Linked DNA regions of Mus musculus: regions 2 and 3 are each linked to region 1. The links are chromatin contacts, found by POLR2A ChIA-PET in ENCODE. All regions are on one chromosome and are shown on one strand. Each heading gives the region's core, a stretch centred on a gene start or an enhancer-like site at or near the end of the contact. The rest is flanking DNA. Distances are from core to core; before and after follow the strand shown. Region 1 overlaps Sync (syncoilin). Region 2 overlaps C77080 (expressed sequence C77080). Region 3 holds the start of Yars (tyrosyl-tRNA synthetase).

What was found. ChIA-PET counts read pairs that join two places held with the same protein, here RNA polymerase II (POLR2A).
Region 2: POLR2A ChIA-PET joins it to region 1 with 15 read pairs in embryonic stem cell. The contact joins two enhancer-like sites. POLR2A ChIA-PET finds 5 or more read pairs at or near these places in 3 of 5 experiments (Patski and embryonic stem cell).
Region 3: POLR2A ChIA-PET joins it to region 1 with 16 read pairs in embryonic stem cell. The contact joins the promoter of Yars here to the enhancer-like site in region 1. POLR2A ChIA-PET finds 5 or more read pairs at or near these places in 3 of 5 experiments (Patski and embryonic stem cell).

Annotation. Positions count from the first base shown.
Region 1 is chr4:129,292,164-129,295,373 of GRCm38, reverse strand. Sync (syncoilin) reads right to left here. Exons shown (of 5, transcript NM_023485.3): 2 at 998-2,147. Among named protein-coding and RNA genes, the nearest start is that of Sync, 6.1 kb to the right of the region's middle. Within about 2 kb of position 1,598, at least 1 of the 3 ENCODE cell types and tissues checked has a DNase peak (open chromatin) inside an H3K27ac peak, as active enhancers do.
Region 2 is chr4:129,220,853-129,223,829 of GRCm38, reverse strand. C77080 (expressed sequence C77080) reads left to right here. Exons shown (of 7, transcript NM_001033189.3): 6 at 1-2,015; 7 at 2,353-2,977. The coding sequence ends at 2,375. Among named protein-coding and RNA genes, the nearest start is that of Gm12976, 17 kb to the left of the region's middle. Within about 2 kb of position 1,354, at least 1 of the 3 ENCODE cell types and tissues checked has a DNase peak (open chromatin) inside an H3K27ac peak, as active enhancers do.
Region 3 is chr4:129,188,009-129,191,235 of GRCm38, reverse strand. Yars (tyrosyl-tRNA synthetase) reads right to left here and starts at 1,333. Exons shown (of 13, transcript NM_134151.5): 1 at 1,164-1,333. The coding sequence starts at 1,220. It overlaps S100pbp (S100P binding protein), which reads left to right and starts at 1,657. Exons shown (of 7, transcript NM_001379590.1): 1 at 1,657-1,694.

The sequences.
Region 1 (3,210 bases), core at 349-2,848:
AACTGGCAAGAGGCTGGGGTAGATAAGATAAGAGCTGGGCTCAGCAGATAAGAGCACTTGCTGTTCTCGCAGAAGACCCCAGCACCAGCACTCTCATGGTAGCTCACAGTCACCTCTAACCCCAGATTCAAAGCATTCAATGCCCTTTTCTGGCTTTCTTGGGCACTGCATGCACACAGGTACACAAACATACACGTAAGCAAAAGACCCATATGCATAAAGCAAAAATAAAATTTTAAATTAAAGAAAGGCTGGCCAGGAGTGGTGGCACACTCCTTTAATCTCAGCACTTGGGAGGCAGAAGCAGGTGGATCTCTGAGTTCGAGGCCAGCCTGGTCTACAGAGTGAGTTCCAGGACAGCCAGGGCTACCTACACAGAGAAACCCTGTCTCGAAAAAACAAACAAACAAAAAAACAAAAACAAAACAAAAAATCCTAATCCTAACCCTACCCTAACTAAAGGAAAAAAAGAATGAGTTGGGGGGTGGGGGGTAGACTAGGAGGAATGGAGAGAATGGGAGGCTGTGGTATGGATATAGTATATGAAATAATTAATAATAATAATAATAGAATTAATAATGATAATAATAATAGAATGAATGGGCCCAAAGAACAGGTTTTTCTGTAGTACTGGATGGTAAGTAACCCCTAGCCCCAAAGACATTATTAGACCTATCTGGGTGTGGTATGCCCCACCTCTAGTCCCAACACTCAGGAAACAGAGGCAGGTGGATCTGGAAGTCTGAGTTCAGCCTGGTCTACAGAGTGAGTTCCAGGACAGCCAGGGCTACACAGAGAGACCCTGTCTCAGAAGGAGAAAAGAAGGACATCAGACTTCCCTTGAGCTAAAATATGTCCCTTCAGCTGGGTGTGGTGGCACACACCTATGGTCCCAGCACTCAGAGGGCTGAGGCAGGAAGGTCTCAAGTTTCTCAAGGTCTCCAGGCCAACCTGAACTACATAATAAAACTTGTCTGTTGCACAGCCAAGGGCCTACCCTGTACTGTTGAACCTCTTCATCGCGTTTTTGCCTCACGAGCGTGATCTGGTCCTCCAGGTTCCTGTTCTGAAGTTGGAGCTGCCGGGCCTCTGCTTCCAGGGGTCGCAGAGCCTCCCTCATCTCCTGGATCTCCGCCTGGGTGTCCTGTAGAGCTTTGGTCCCGGCCTCTTTCCTTTCCAGGAGCCGGAGCAGCTGAGGCTCATACTCCTCCTCCAGGCCCTGGCGGCTCTCGGCCATGAGATTTTCAAACTGTGTCGACAGCCGTCGGCTCTCCTGGAGAAAGTGCCCATCGCTCTGGGTCGGGGGTGCTTCTAGTTGTTGCTGTAACTGCTCCTTCTGCTTCTGACAGGCATCTCGGAGCTGGGTCAGTTCTTCCGAGAGCTGGGCTGCCCGAGTGGTCAGCGCTTCCCTGCAGTCGGCAAACTGAGCCACATCCTGCTGACGGCACTCCAGCTGGTATTGGTAAGCCACGCATTCCTTGGTCACCTTGAACAGCTTCTGCTTCACCGTCCGGATCTCCTCCCTGAGCCCGTCCCTCTCCAGCTCTGCCTGTGCGTGGAGCTTGTAGGCAGCCAGGATGTCCTGGTGGACTTGCTGCACCTCCTGCAGGGCTGGCTCCCGGAGTAGCACGAGCTCGTGGATTAGCTGGTCCCTCTCCTCTTCCAGCTGGGACACGGCTTGTACACACTGCTGGAAACGAGCTTCCAGCCGCTCCAGGTCCTCCACGCTGAGGGGATCCTCCTCGGTGTTGGGAATCGGTTGAGCAGGCAGGCTTCCCTCCGTGGCCACCATTTCTCCCTCACAAGCAGTTGGGCTCTTAGCTGGCTCCACAGGCTGCTCTGAAATTTGCACCTCATCTGGCGTCACGGATTCCTCCACAGACAGCATCTCCTCTGGGCGCACGGGCTCTTCTAGGCCCAGCGCCTCGTCTGGCTGCCTCGATTCGTCGATAAACAGTGTCAGTGCTGGCTTCTCATATTCTTCCTCATAAAAACTCTCTTCAAAGTCCCCCGATGCCCCCAGATAGAGAATGTCCTCTAGGTTCACAGTCCCCTCCAAAGACAGAGTGGCCTCTGGGTTAAAGGTCTTGGCCTCCTTCGGGGATTCTGACTCCTGAAGAGGAAAACTCGCCTCGGTGTGTGGTTCCCTGCAAGAGAGATGATGGCCGTGAAAGAGCAGCCTGTGCTCCACTGAGTGTCAACAGGGCCTCTGTCTCACGGTTAGCTGCAGCAGGTTCTCTTAGCTACTTATGGGGAATTGAATATGCTTGGCCCTTGGGGCATTATTAATTAGAGGGTGTGGCCTTATTGGAGGAGGTGTGGCCATGTTAAAGGAAGTGTGTGTAGGGGTGGGTTTTGAGCTATGTAGAAGAGGAAGAGACCCGCCATCTGCCCCACCTCGAATCAAAAAGGAGAACTCTCAGCTCTTCCAGCACCCTGCCTGCCTGGATGCTGCCGTGCTTCCCGCCATGATGATAAATGGACTGAACCTCTGAAACTGTAAGCCAGCCCTGGTTAAACGTATTCCTTTATGAGAGTTGCCATGGTTCACAGCAATGAAACCCTAAGGCACTACTCCCCTCCCCAGTCTGCCTCTTCCACACACTGCCCACCATTCGAATTCCCTGACACCACAGCATCACTGGCTAGTCTCTGCTTACATCACTTCATGGAGAGGACGCTATTCTCAGACACAGCTGGGTGTTCCACAGTTCTACACATGTTCAGGGGCAATTGGGACCACATAGAGAGACTGTGCCCGTAAAACAAGGAAAGACAACCGTGCTGGTGCCTGCCTGTAATCCCAACAGGCTGAGGGAGGGGGGTCAGAAATGCAAGGCCAGCCTCAGCTACTTAGTGAGCTGAAGGCCAACCTGGTTTTGTGAGAATCTGCCACTCCCTGACAAAATAGGGGGGATTCAGTGAGTGGCTCAGCAGATAAGGGCACTTGCCACCAAATCTGATAAACTGAGTTCAATCCCTGGCTTCCAAATGGAGAGAACTGATTTCTACAGGTTGTCCCAGAAACACACACACACAATAAATGAGTAGGCATTAAAGTGGCAGGGTTGAGACTGGAGAGGTGACTTAGTGGTAAAAAAGCACTGGCTGCCCCTGCAAAGGACCAGAGTTCGGGTCCCAGCACAACCACCTGCAACTCTGTCTTCTAACTCCAGGCATCCCTCCCTGCATACATGCAAAAAACAAATT
Region 2 (2,977 bases), core at 105-2,604, 71 kb after region 1:
CTCCTCGGCTTCCAGTCCACGGCCCCGCAGCCGCAACGCTTCCTCGTCCAGTGACAACTGGAGCCACTCTCAGTCCTCCGAGACCATTGTGTCTGATGGTTCCACTCTTTCCTCTAAGGGGGGCTCTGAGGGCCAGCCAGAAGGCTCTGTAGCTAGCAATAATGTGGCGCCCCCTCCTCCAGGCGGTAGTGGGCGGGGCTCCCCCAGCGGGGGTAGCACTGCGGAGACCTCAGACACGGCCAGCATCCGAAGCAGTGGGCAGCTGTCTGGCAGGAGTGTGTCCCTGCGTAAGATGAAACGGCCTCCCCCGCCTCCCCGCCGGACCTACTCCCTCCATCAGCGCGGCTCCGCAGTGCCTGATGGGCCCTTAGGGTTGCCGCCCAAACCTGAGCGAAAGCAGCAGCCACAGCTGCCTCGGCCGCCCACTGCGGGTGGCTCTTCAGGGGTGGGGGCAGTATCTTGTCCACCCAGCTCAGCAGGCACCTGGGGCTCTGGCTTGTCCCCAGGTGGCTCCAGGCGTCCCCCACGTTCCCCAGAACGGACACTTTCACCTTCAAGTGGCTACTCGAGCCAGAGCGGTACCCCAACTCTCCCTCCCAAGGGTCTGGCAGTTGCCCCTGCTTCCCCAGGCAAGGCTCAGCCCCCCAAACCAGATCGAGTGACATCCCTTCGATCTCCTGGGGCCTCTGTATCCTCTTCCCTTACATCTCTGTGTTCCTCTTCTTCAGACCCTACTCCTTTAGACCGCTCTGGCCCACAAATGTCTACCCCCTTGAGTGACAGGTTCGTCATACCTCCTCATCCCAAGGTGCCTGCTCCTTTCTCTCCACCACCTTCCAAGTCCAAGAGCTCGAACCAAGCTGCTCCTGTTCTGGCTGCCCCTGCTGTGGCTCCTGGGCAGGTGTCCACCATCGACACCAGTCCTGCATCCCCTTCCATGCCCCAGACAACCTTGACTCCAGCCCAGGAGTCTCCTGTTGCCTCCAAAGATGAGTCACCCCCACCATCCCCACCCCCATCTTACCATCCACCCCCACCACCTACTAAGAAGCCGGAGGTGCTGGAGGAGGCCCCACCTCCTCCGGAAGCTGCTGTGGAGATCCTTCCAGATCCCAGCTGGCCGCCGCCACCACCACCTGCACCTGAGGAACAGGACCTGTCGATGGCTGACTTCCCCCCTCCTGAGGAGGTCTTCTTCAATGCAGGCCCTGAGCTTGGCCCTCTGGAGTCCTGCAGCTCTGAGGCTGCCGTCCCCCCAGCTGCTAGCTTGTCCCAGACTCCTCCGCCAGCTCCACCTCCTAGTTCTGGATCAGAACCTCTGGCCAGGCTCCCACAGAAGGACTCAGTGGGCAAGCACAGCGGGGCTCCCAGGGAGGATTCGGGCACGCCTCTGGTCACACCCTCGCTCCTGCAGATGGTCCGGCTTCGCTCTGTGGGTGCTTCCACAGGGATTCCGAACCCTTCTCCGGGTTCATCGGCCCCTCAGAAGCCTCTGCGAAGAGCCCTGTCTGGGCGCGCCAGCCCAGTGACTGCTCCCTCCTCTGGGCTCCATGCTGCCGTCCGACTCAAGGCCTCTAGCCTGGCTGCCAGTGAGAGTCCTGCGAGTGCTCTGCCCACTGGAATACCCGAGGCAGAGCCACGGTCGCCACAGTCTCCTGCCTCCAAGGCCAGCTTCATCTTCTCCAAGGGCACCAAAAAACTGCAGCTGGAGAGGCCCGTGTCCCCCGAGGCCCAGGCTGACCTCCAGCGGAATCTGGTGGCTGAACTTCGGAGCATTTCAGAGCATCGGCCACCTCCCCAGGCCCAGAAGAAGCCTTCCAAGGCTCCCCCACCAGTGGCCCGCAAACCCTCAGTGGGAGTCCCTCCTCCGTCCCCCAGTCTTCCCAGGACGGAGTCTCTTACTGCTCCATCCACCAATGGGCTCCCTCACGCTGAGGACAGGACTAACGGGGAGCTGGCGGAGAATGGAGGTGTGCAGCTGGCTGCTACAGAGAAGATGGGCTCCCCTGGTTCAGGTACTGTAGGCACTGGTGCAAAATCCGTTCTCAGAGGGCCCACCATAGGTGGGCATGCTCTTGGATCTACAAAAACTGATAGCAGTCTGAGCCTGGAGGGATAGTCGGGTCATGTGCTCTGGCAGCCGCCCGGAATAAATTTCAGTTTTGTCACATTATCTCCTATCTCACTTAGGTTTAAAATGGGGCGGAGACACCCACGATACCGGCTGTCTATAAGTGTCTAGCCTAGTGTCAGTGAAGGGACGGGATATAGGAAGGTTGGGTGAGGAGCGTTTTGGGGGTTTTGTCAGACCCCAGCTGGAAGGCCTGCTGAACCAATGTCCTTTTCTCACAGATCCACAGAAGAAACTGGTCTGACCGTCATCACTCAACTGGCCCTGCTGACCCATCCCAGGGATACAGTCTCTCAGGGACCCGAGCAGCTCCAAGGAACAGAGGATTTGGCAGACACAACCTAAGACAGGATGCCTGCGGCCTTAATCTCCACAGCCTCCATGTTTATGCAAGCCTGGTGTTGCCCATCCTCCAAGTGACCCCTCCCCTCATGCCTTTGCCTGAAAGGATTCACCTCCAGCAGCCCTTCAGCCTCGGCCTTAGCCTCCACTTGAAGAAGGTAGCTGGAGGGAGGGGGTGGCTGTGCCCCACCCCGGCCCCCAAGGCCACAGCGGTGGGAGGGGAGCAGAATACGCGTTTATTTTGTTTCATGTCTGGAATCATGTTTATTGCAATCTAGAATCAAAGCACTTTGCAAAGTGGCTGCATGTCCATCCTCCAGGGCTCACGAACCCACATTCCAAGAGCCTGTTTACACGGTGGTAGCGCCAGTGCTTGGTAGCCAGCCCCCAGCTGGGACCAGTCTGTCCACTCTGCCAGTCCAGTCCACTCCTTTCCTTAGTTCTCGGAGATGGGCAAGTCTCTCATGCCCACAGGCTCCCCAGGCTGCTGGCAGGAGTGGGGCT
Region 3 (3,227 bases), core at 84-2,583, 100 kb after region 1:
TGAATGTTCTTAGTGACAGGGTCTCTGTATAGAGCTCTACCTAGCCAGGAACTCATTATGTAAACAAGGCTGGCCTCCAAATTGCAGCCACCCCCCTGTCTCTGACTCTCAGGTATTAAGATTACAGGTAGCATGTACCACCACACCCAGGATAGGTAAATTTAAAAAAAAAAATAGCTTGGTGGTGCAACCGCCCTTAGCGTAATTCTAGTCCAGTCTTTATCTGGCTTGTAAAACAAAGTTTACAAGCCCCTCATGACTTGGCTCCTACCTGTCTCTCCTTAGAGAACATGTCAAAGGACAGCAATAGGTTCTGTGGAGGAACATCAGAGGCACGGGCAGGCAGGGATGGAAACGGTTCTGTTGGCAGGGAGTTGTGGTGGCCGAGCAGTACTGTGCTTGCTTTATTCCATTTAAATCAGTGTCCTTGGACAAAGGGTGTGTGAGGGCACTGAAGGCTGAGTCCAGGGCCTTACTCATGCTTTACCACGGAGCTGAGCCTAGCCTTCTCCCTGTTCTACAATATTCTTGCTTCCCCTTGGGTCTTCCCTGTCTGAAATGCAGTTCTCAGCGCCCGCGTGTACACAACACACACACACACACACACACACACACACACGCCAGAAGAGGACGTCAGATCCCCTGATACAGGCCGTACCGAATAACCTGACATGGGTGCTGGGAACTGAAAACGGGTCTTCTGTAAGAGCAGTACTTTCTTTCCATTTCAGAGCCATCTCTTCGGCCAGCTCGCCCCTTATTTCTTTTCAGAACTTCAGTCATAGGAACTTTCAGTACGTGTTTTATTTGGGTTATAGGTCCTTTTAAATTTCCGGTTCTCTCCGCCAGAGTCCTGGAAAGACATGGCCCTGACTCCCTAGAGCCTAGCAGTGCTCCCGGCATGGAATAGGATGGGTGGAATGAGGTTCCCAGCCCCAGGAATGGCTGGAGCACAAGCTACGTGCACACAAAGGGTGAGCCCACTGGAGTTTCTCTTGCACCCTGAGAATGGCTGCTTGACTGATCAACTAGCAGAGAGGGCCGTAGAGCCGCCCAGGCGCGGAGACCGCGGCCCCACTCGTTTAGGGATTGGCATCGGGAATCATGGGACTTCAAATTCTCGGTACCCAACGGCGCATCCCAACCCCCCACCAAGGCCTGACCTGCAGGTTCCGGGTGATAAGATGCAGCTTCTCCTCAGGGCTTGGAGCATCACCCATGGCTCCGCTGTCTCTGTTTCCCGCGCTCAGCCGGCACCCGCGCCCTTTCCTCGTTCGCCGTCGTCTCCGCGTGCCGGGAACTGTCACGCTAGTCCCGTCGGGTTGCATCAGCTGAGCTCGTCGCTCCGCTTGCTAGGCCTAGATTCTGTCTGTCCCCTCCTCTCCCCGAGCATCCCCGAGTCAGGAGCAGCAGAGAGTCGAAAGAATCGATGAAACAGGAAGGGGCGGAACCATCCAAAAAAAAAAAAACCAAAACAGTGTAGGTGGAGCTGGGGGGCGGGGTTAGGAAGGCCGCCCATGACGCACCCTCTCAGGGGCGGGGCGGTTTCCTGCCAATCACTGCTTGCTTGCCCTCCCCCTGGTGTTGGCCCCGCTGCCTCGGGGTGGGGGAGGTCGTGAAGGGGGCGATAAAATGGCGCAGGGGGCGGAGTGAGGTGCTGCCGCTCGCCCAGGCTTTTGGCCCGGCTTCCGGAGGTGAAGAGCGGGCGGGACGTAAGGGTCGGCGCCCGTCGTCTAGGCGAGGGGTCGGGGGGGAGGGGGCGGGCCGCCTGTTGCTTCTCCACAGGGCCGCGTTCTTCGTCTTGCCCCCGTGAGGAGTAGGGAAGCTCGTCTCGCTGAGGGAAGGGCTGCTTCTCGCGCCAGAGGTGATGGCGGGCGGGGAGGTTGTCCCTGCCCCCCACCTCCACATCCGTGGGCGAGTGACGCCCCTCATCCCGCTGAGGAAAAGGGAGCTGTCAGGTCCTCGGGCCGCCGGCCCTGCCAGTGGGGGCGGGGGGGGGGGTCTTCCTCTCCCGGTGCCTGCCTTCCCCGCGGGAGGCTGTTGCTAGGGAGAGCGGGGATGGCGGGCTTCCCGCGGGGCGTCGTGGCGGGAGAGGGCGACCCACTCCGGGCGACCGCGGGCCGCAGCCTGCCGAGATGTGGCAGTCAGCGTCTGTCCCCTGAGGTCGGGTGCCCTGGCGGAGCCCGCGGGGGGACCTGGGTCGCCCCTGGGGGGAGGGGCGCGGAGGGAACACGCGCTCCTCCCGCTATCCGCGGGGAGGCGAGGACTCGCTCTCCCGAGTGGGAGGAGGAGGGAAGTGCAGAGGCCCTGGGCGCGGCGGGCGGGCGGGTAGTGTTCCCGACGGGGAGGCCCGCGGGCATCCTCGCAAGGTATCCCTGGGCCACCGTTGCTGGGTTTCATCCAGGGCCGCAGGGAATGCTGCAGACACCTAAGGTGAGCCCTTCTTCAGAGGGCCACCAAATGAGGACGGAGTTCACCGGCTGCCCTCATTTTTTGTTTTTTGTCCTCCCCCCCCCACCCCCCCGTGGTTGTTAAGAGCCCCAGGCTTTAATAGACTATTCTTGTAAAAGAAACCTGTTGCTTCAGTTTAGAAAAATCTGCTGCCTGGGCCTGTGTGGGAATTCTTGGCTCCCTAGTCTGGGGGAATTGTTACCTAAAGCAGAGATTTCCAGACCGGTTATCTTTCCATTTTACCTTGTTTGCAGTTAGCCCAGAGGGAGTTGCAAATTCTTTCAGATAGTCAGTTCCCTTTGTTAAAAAAAAAAATTTTGGGAGGGGCTCATTTTGATGATACACCCTTTTTTGGTGGATGCTGTCTGCTTCACGGGTAGTGTATTTTGTTTAGGAGAGGTTGGAAATCAAAGGCCAATGAGGAGTACCCCTCCACCCCCTTTTGCAAAATCCTTGCTTTTGGTCCTGCATATCAGACCCAGTTGGGTAGTGGTTTTGGTTTTAGAGTCCTGAACTAGGTAGGATGTGTAGTATACATTTGGCATTGGCGTTTTACTGTCCTGAATAGAATGAGGCTTTGTGCACGAAGCCAATAGGCAATAGGTTTTTTGAGGTAAGATAAAAATAGATGGGGGAACCAGTTTCTGAGGTTGCAACCAGGAGGTTAGAGAACAGAGAGGGGGTGGTACACTAAAGTGTGAAGACGGGGGTGGACAGGTGAGGGAAGTAGAAGGACAGAATAGGGTCACACAGAGATGTGGAGCAGAATTAAGAGA